2 separate regions of the Mus musculus genome follow, and region 2 is linked to region 1. A link is a contact called in ENCODE Hi-C or POLR2A ChIA-PET data. All regions are on one chromosome and are shown on one strand. Each heading gives the region's core, a stretch centred on a gene start or an enhancer-like site at or near the end of the contact. The rest is flanking DNA. Distances are from core to core; before and after follow the strand shown.

The links. A loop is a pair of places that touch in the nucleus more often than their neighbours do. ChIA-PET counts read pairs that join two places held with the same protein, here RNA polymerase II (POLR2A).
Region 2: a map of left cerebral cortex shows a loop between it and region 1 (8-fold over the local background). The contact joins the promoter of Morf4l2 here to the promoter of Tceal1 in region 1. A Hi-C loop is called at or near these places in 1 of 37 maps with a recorded cell type or tissue (left cerebral cortex). POLR2A ChIA-PET finds 5 or more read pairs at or near these places in 3 of 5 experiments (Patski and embryonic stem cell).

What each region holds. Positions count from the first base shown.
Region 1 is chrX:136,706,193-136,709,746 of GRCm38, forward strand. Tceal1 (transcription elongation factor A (SII)-like 1) reads left to right here and starts at 1,790. Exons shown (of 2, transcript NM_146236.2): 1 at 1,790-1,896; 2 at 2,591-3,554. The coding sequence starts at 2,618. The coding sequence ends at 3,115. It overlaps Gm39536 (a long non-coding RNA gene), which reads right to left and starts at 2,594. Exons shown (of 3, transcript XR_878248.2): 1 at 2,237-2,594.
Region 2 is chrX:136,739,461-136,742,908 of GRCm38, forward strand. It overlaps Morf4l2 (mortality factor 4 like 2), which reads right to left and starts at 1,892. Exons shown (of 4, transcript NM_001168226.1): 1 at 1,750-1,892; 2 at 345-434.

The sequences.
Region 1 (3,554 bases), core at 540-3,039:
CCTTTCATGATAGATAAAAGAAAGCACAGGTAAACTTGGTTTTAAAGACATGCAAACTAACTTCTACTTTGGTACAAACTAAATCAGATGCTGAGGAAAGCGACAAAAAAAAATCTCATAAAAGTGGATATTTCACATGTGGATTTCTGTTCAGAAACTTTCAAAATCCGTGCAGATCTTATATCTCAAATATAAATAAATGTGTTCAGAAACATCACAAAATGACTTAGGTTTAGAGCAAAAGTAGGTCTCAGAGCCCTCACAAATCTGATGGCCACTTACCCTGGAAGGATAAAACTGAAAAAAGCATTCCCTCTCTGGAAGACAAATCTGTATGAGAAAGTAGCATTCATGTTTTCTAGATAAATGATAAGTAGGCTAAAGGTTAAAGCTAATAAAAAAAGGTACATCCCCAAACAGGTAGCATTTATAATGACAATAAATGATGTGTACATGATTTGAATCCTGCTACTAAGTATGTAGTCAGCAGAATTATTACATAGTTTAGTATGCAATGTCCTGTCTGCTGCATCTATCTTTTGAGGTTCAGATCTCTCAAGAATCAACTATTTGTTGATTTAACAAATTAATTTAGGCTTTTTCAACCACAAAACCAAGAGCTGGCTACTAAGAATTTGGGGTTTCTATGAAATCTATTTCTTTCCCTACGAATAGAAACTATTGAGTGATAATGATATAGAGAAGAAAATAATACCACATTGCACAGCAAGTGACCTACTGTACCAATACAAGAGTTCTCTTGACTATTTTGTTTGTAGATGGACACGAGTATTTTAGTTTAGGACAAAGTACTGAATCATCATATTTACATACTTTACAGACTGGATGAGCACTCATTTATCGCAGAGTTTCTATTTATGATATAGTAGAGGGGCTTAAAAATAAATACAAAAAATGGATTGACAAGACTGAAAGTAACTACCAAGAAAATGACAGGAGATTAAAATGTGATGTGATGGGGACATGGATTAAGCACAAATGTTAGTACTTGAGGTTTCCTTGTTAAGATTTATTTATTGTATCTTATGTGTTTTACTGTATGCTTGTCTGTGTGTCATGTGCTCCCTGTGAAGGTGGAATCCCCCCCAAACCGACCTATAGATGATCCGTGAGCTACCATGTGAGTGCTGGGAACCTCACTGACATCCTGCTGAAAGCAAGTGCACCTAACTGCTTAGCCATCTCTCCATTGTCCTTGAAAAAGTTGATTTTATTGATGGAATATTGCTATGTAGTTCTGACTGGCCTGGAACTAGCTATGGAGAACAGGCTGCTTTCCAACTTGAGACTATCTTCTCTATACACCCCCACCTCCTCACACACCCCCTCCTACTCCCCCCACTCCCAGTGCTGGGATTACATGCATCTGTCACATCTGGCCTCACCATGTTGCCTTGTGAAACGGAGGTGAAACAGTGAAGTTTCAGGGCAGAGTCTCAAACAGGGGAGTGGGGGTTGGGGGTGGGGGGCTTGTAGCCTCAGTAGCGAGGGAGAGAGTTTTACCCTGGAAGGGAGAGTGGAAAGGGAGTAGGAGGGAAGAGGGAATAATCCTGGGGAACAAGGGAGCAGGGAAAAGGTAAGAATCCCGGGGAACTAGATGCTCGCCTCTAGTAACCAACAACAACAACAACAAAAAGGCAAATAGAAACAAAGAGAGGTGAGTGAAAATTCCTGTTGTGTCTGAGGTAAGGCGATTCTGGCAAGTGCTGGCAAATGGACGCCAAAGTGGTTACTAGGGATCTGAGCCCAGCTGTGACGCGCTCCCCTCACGTGACCAGGAGCCTATGTCTGCCCAAGTCCCTCTCTCATCCCGGTCCTTTTTGCCTGTCCAGACCCCGTCTTTCTATTACCCCTTGATCGAGAAGGAAAGCAGAAGTAAGTAAGTTCCCTGGATCCTCTAGATTTGGTGATTGTCCGAGGTGCCTTTTAACCAGTGGGATCGGACCTGCGAGGCAGAATCCCGATCTTCCACTACGCTTGAGCCCCGCCCCCCCGCCCACGGTTTTGGTAGAGAAAATGGTGGTCTTGGGAGTGGGGTGGGGTACAAAGGACGTGGAGACGTGAGGTCTGAGGAAGGTGAACCACAAGGGAGCTGTCTTTGGGGCGGTTAGCTGGTGCCCACATAAAGGGGGTGTGCGTCATTGCTTCTGTTTCTCTTCCCCATCCCCGCCCCCCTACCCTGTTTGGCGTCTAACTGTAGATTTGCAGGTCTCACCTAGGAGCCTCAAAAGGGACCACAAGGTCCAGAGGGTGGGACAGGATGATCAGTGGGACAGGATCAGGGTCTGAGAATGAACACCGAAGGTAACAGTCTGCGGACTTCACCGCTCCGCCCCTGTCACTGCAGGAGAGGCCTGTGGCAAGGCCTGCTGGGAAAAATGGTGGTCTTTCGGGAAGGAGGGGGGCTTACTGCGCAGCAGCCAGCGGGAGAGCCCAAGAGCTACTGAGTGAGCTAAGATTTAAAGACACCCGTCCCAATCAGGGAAAGGCCGGGATTGAAAAGTGTAGCTGGGGTGTTGATCCAGCCCGCCAAGTATTGTGACTCCATTCTGTTTTTTCTTGTCTCAAGAATAATTGCTTGAAGAAACTTCTCAACATGGAAAACACGCGCAGTGAAAATGAAGAGCAACCAGAGAGCACTCTGAAGATCGATGAAGAGCAGCCTGCAGTGGAGCAGTCTCCTGAAAATCAGTGCTCTGAGGAGGATCAATCCTCGGAGGATCTGTCCTCCGAGGAGCAGTCCTCCGAGGAGGAGTTCTTTCCTGAAGAGCTCCTGCCCGAGCTGCTCCCAGAGATGCTGCTGTCTGAAGATCGTCCTCCGCAGGAGTGCCTCTCACAGAAGAACCAGTTCGAAGACCGTATTCCCATGGAGCAACCTCCCTGCGGGGTGGGCAAACACAAGCTAGAGGAGGGAAGCTTCAAAGAAAGACTGGCCCGTATCCGCCCTCAATTCATAGGAGACATTCATGGCAGAAATTTAAGTAATGAAGAAATGATACAGGCAGCGGATGAGTTGGAAGAGATGAAGAGAGTACGAAACAAACTGATGATAATGCATTGGAAGGCAAAACGGAGCCGCCCTTACCCTATTTAATATGCTCCACTTTTCATTGTTTTGCTTGTTAATAGCATTTGCTACCTGGCCCTTGTGTTTGCATCTTCTTATATGCCCTTTCCCATCTTAGTTGTAACAGTTTTATTCAGGTTGTGCAGTTTTATTTCAAGTGTTTGACATGTAACTGGCACGGGTCTTTGTTTTTGTTTTTGTTTTCAGACCTTCTAAAATCTGAGTGTGATCCATTTGCATGGAAAGATATACATTATATATGTGAGGTGATAAAAGCAAAAGGTATATGCATAGCATCCCATTTTTGTAAAAGGAAAACACATTTATATATTAATATGCAAAGAAAAGCTAAAAACTATATACTTAAAGACTAACATTGGTTATCTGTGTGGTAAAGATAATAAGTGATTTTTATATTTTTTTAAATTTTGCTTTATCTAAAGTTTCATTTTTCATGATGAATACA
Region 2 (3,448 bases), core at 642-3,141, 33 kb after region 1:
TAAGTATTATTACAGGAAATACTTTTATGAAGACATCTTGGAACAAAGGAAGTTTCTTGCTCAGAATTACACAGAAAGTCGAAGAGCCAGCAATCAAATCCATCAAATCTGTATTTGCTGTAGAGAAAAATAATGTAATATTTGGAAGTGTGAAGCCTTCATAGAGCACTAATTTTTAATTAAGAGAATAAGATTACGCATGACTATATTGTTTATCCTTCCCTTTTCAGAATTTAAAGCACTTTCTCAGATGGCAGCTTATTAATCTTCAAAATACTGCTACACATCTAAGAAGGTTGTGATATAGCTGGTCTGTAAACTGAGGCCAGAAGGAAGGCACTTACCCTGTATTCTGCAACCAGGAATGGTTCTGCAACCAGGGTCAGATCTCCTGATCCTTACTGTATAGCAAACTTAGCTTTTCTGATGATGACCTAGAAGGTCAAACAAAGAGATGGAAAAGGACATAAAAAGATATGAGATGGTGACTTTCCTTTCCATCAGTAAATAAAATTTTATCTCACACAAAGGACATCAAAGCTGATAATGTAGAAATTCTATTTTTCTTGTAGTTTTATTTTCAGATAAATGTACTTTCTTGTATGTTTATCAATTTTGGAAAAAAATTAATTAATTTCTATTAAGGATAATGTGAAATAAATAAAATTGTAAAAGAACAGCAGTACAAACGGCTGCGAATCCTTCATCCAGCTCCAACAATTACCAACTGAAGGCCATCTTGTTTCATCTGTAACCCCACCCACTGCTCCCCCCCCCACGGTTTTTTAAGCTATCGGGAAAAAAATGACTTCAGAATTCCAGAATATTTCAAATATATACCATGGGAAAAAAAGACAAATCCAGGAAACCCCATCTGCCCACCCCTCACTTTAAATGATTAATCTAGGGTCCTGATGATACCCCTCCCCTCGCTGTCTATCGCTGAAATTATCCTGAAGCAGACCCTAGTCATCCATGGATTTTGAAGCCATTTTCTGACATCATTTAATCCCTAAGCATTTCTATTTCTTTCCACAAAATAAAGCATTCTGAAAACAGAACCACATCGCCACCATAAGCATTAAAAAAATTAATAATTTGACACCGATTTCATTGAAGAATATTAATCCTGCATTTAAAAATCCCCGATACGTCTTCAAGAAAATTTTACAATTGGTGTGCTCGAATCAGGATTCAAACAAGGCCTACTCCTCGCATGTGCTTCAGGAGGTCGTTCTCAATCGCTTTCCCCCCCTACATCCTTTTTCTTTTTGACTTAATGTGGGAAAATTCCGACCCCCACATTCTATTAGCAATTATGAGCTAGCAATTATTTTTATCAGGAAGGCTTAATAAATGCCTGTCGTCATAATTTCTTCTAAGAAAGAGGATGATGTACAGAAAAAGATACGATATCGAGCAAATTTGCGTAATTTAAAATTTTTCATCGCCTCTAGAAATATCTTTAGTAACAATTGCTACTACCTTTCGGGGACAGGCTTCACACCGAATGCCTCACACGCACTATTTTACTAGGCACATCTGAATCCGCGTCTGAGATAGCTACTATTACCATTTTACAAACATGGAAACCGAGACACAGAAAAGAGCCTTGCCCAAGCTGGGCGTTGGCGAGCAGGAATACGAATTCCGCTTTTCCTGAATGAGAAGGCACGAGTTAATCCTATCCATAAGTCAAGAAGAAAAGAGGAAATCATCTACCCTTCCTCCCCACCCCCACCCCGAAACCTGAAACGAGAATCCAGCTCTCTCCAGCAGCCGACGTGTGATCACTGCTGCTCCTCCAACCGCCATAGTAAAGCCAGGTTTCTCTGGCAACTGATATCCATAGGCAGACACGTCACCCTGGAGGCGGGCTTAGCCCATCAGCCAATCCTAGCCGTCTTGTCTGAGTTTTAGAATGTTCCATACCCAGATGATTGGACAGCCGCCCCCACGTCAGCAGTGACACTCAGCCGCAGTAAAGGCGGGTGCTAGCAACCTGCTTCTTCATGCTTAGGGCCGACTGCAAACCAATTAGCATCCTTCTTCAGTGAGGGCTCCCGCCAATGGCGATGGTTCTTTTAGGATCTTAGCCCGCCCTCCAAGTGCGCTCCAGCCGTTGGGTCAGAAGTCTATAGGGCAGCGCGTTCACGTGGCCCGTCTTCACGACCCAGAGTTCCCCTGACCGTGGGTTTTTTTTTTCCCCCCCTCGCGCTCGCCTTCTCTCCTGCAGGGAGGCATTATGGGTTTGTGGGTCCGCTCCCCTCCCCCGCCCCCGCCCCGCTGGGAAAGGAAGTGCCGACGTGGCTGGCGGAAACAGGCTAGGCGGAAATGAGCTAAGGTTCCCGCGAGTGGGAAGAGCGAGGGCAGACCCGGGGCCACGCCCCCGAGCCTGTTGCGCAACTCGCGGACCTGGGGAGAGAGGAAAAAAAAACACCAACGCCCCCCCAAAAAAACCAAAGGCAAAGGAATGGTGAAGGTTTTGAGGTGTGAGGCGTGTGAGGGTGGTGAGTGCCACTGGGCGGATGCCTGGATGCTTTGGAGAAACGGGGTGTCTGCGCGCACGCGGGCGCAGGCAGGCTCGCGTGGCTGTGGAGTGTGGGTGTGGGCGCACAGCCGCCCTCGTGGCGCTGGCGATGATGGGTGTGCGCAGGCGTGCTGCCCTGGTGGGGACGGGAGGGGCCGTGTGTGAGTGTGTGTGTGTGTGTGTGTGTGTGTGTGTGTGCGCGCGCGCGCGTGAGCGTAGGCGAGGTCCCTCATTTTGGTGGATTTTTCTGCCTTTTTTATGTTTGCAAACTGCATTAATAAAACTGAGAATAACTAGGACAGTGCTAGTATCTAAAGGAAAGGGCTTCTGTAAGAAAAGGCCTGCCGATTTAATCAAATTCCTTTCTTTTCTTTGCCTTTTTTCGTTTTTTTGTTTGTTTTTGAGGCCTGTTGTAACTAGGTAGCCCTGGCTGGCCTGGAACTCGGAGATCCACCTGTCCCTTCACGGCCTTCGAGCGCTGGGATTAAAAGCATGCGCCACTCCACCCAGTCCGATTTAATTTTAGACCCTAGAGATGATCATTATTCCCACATTATAGTCCACCAAAATAAACTTCTTCCATGGTTAAGATTCAGAACTATATTAGTAACGTAAAAGGGCGTTTCTTTCAAGTTTCCAGTTGTACACCCCCTCCTCTCTGTCCCCAAGGCCTCCCCTTTGCCCTTCACCAAATTTACTGCGAATCTCCCTTATGCCCCCTCACCAGGTTTATCGCTAAATTGGCACACAAAATTTTAATGAAAACATAGGCAACTAAATTCCCCAGTGATAGAGACAACTCCAGTTTCCTGTGGGTGGTGAGCCTCACCTACCTTTTTTCCTAATCTCCAAGCGGAGTGATCAAATACACATTCGGCCAATTTTCCAGAAAGTTCACTGGCTGAGCAGTAAACCTCT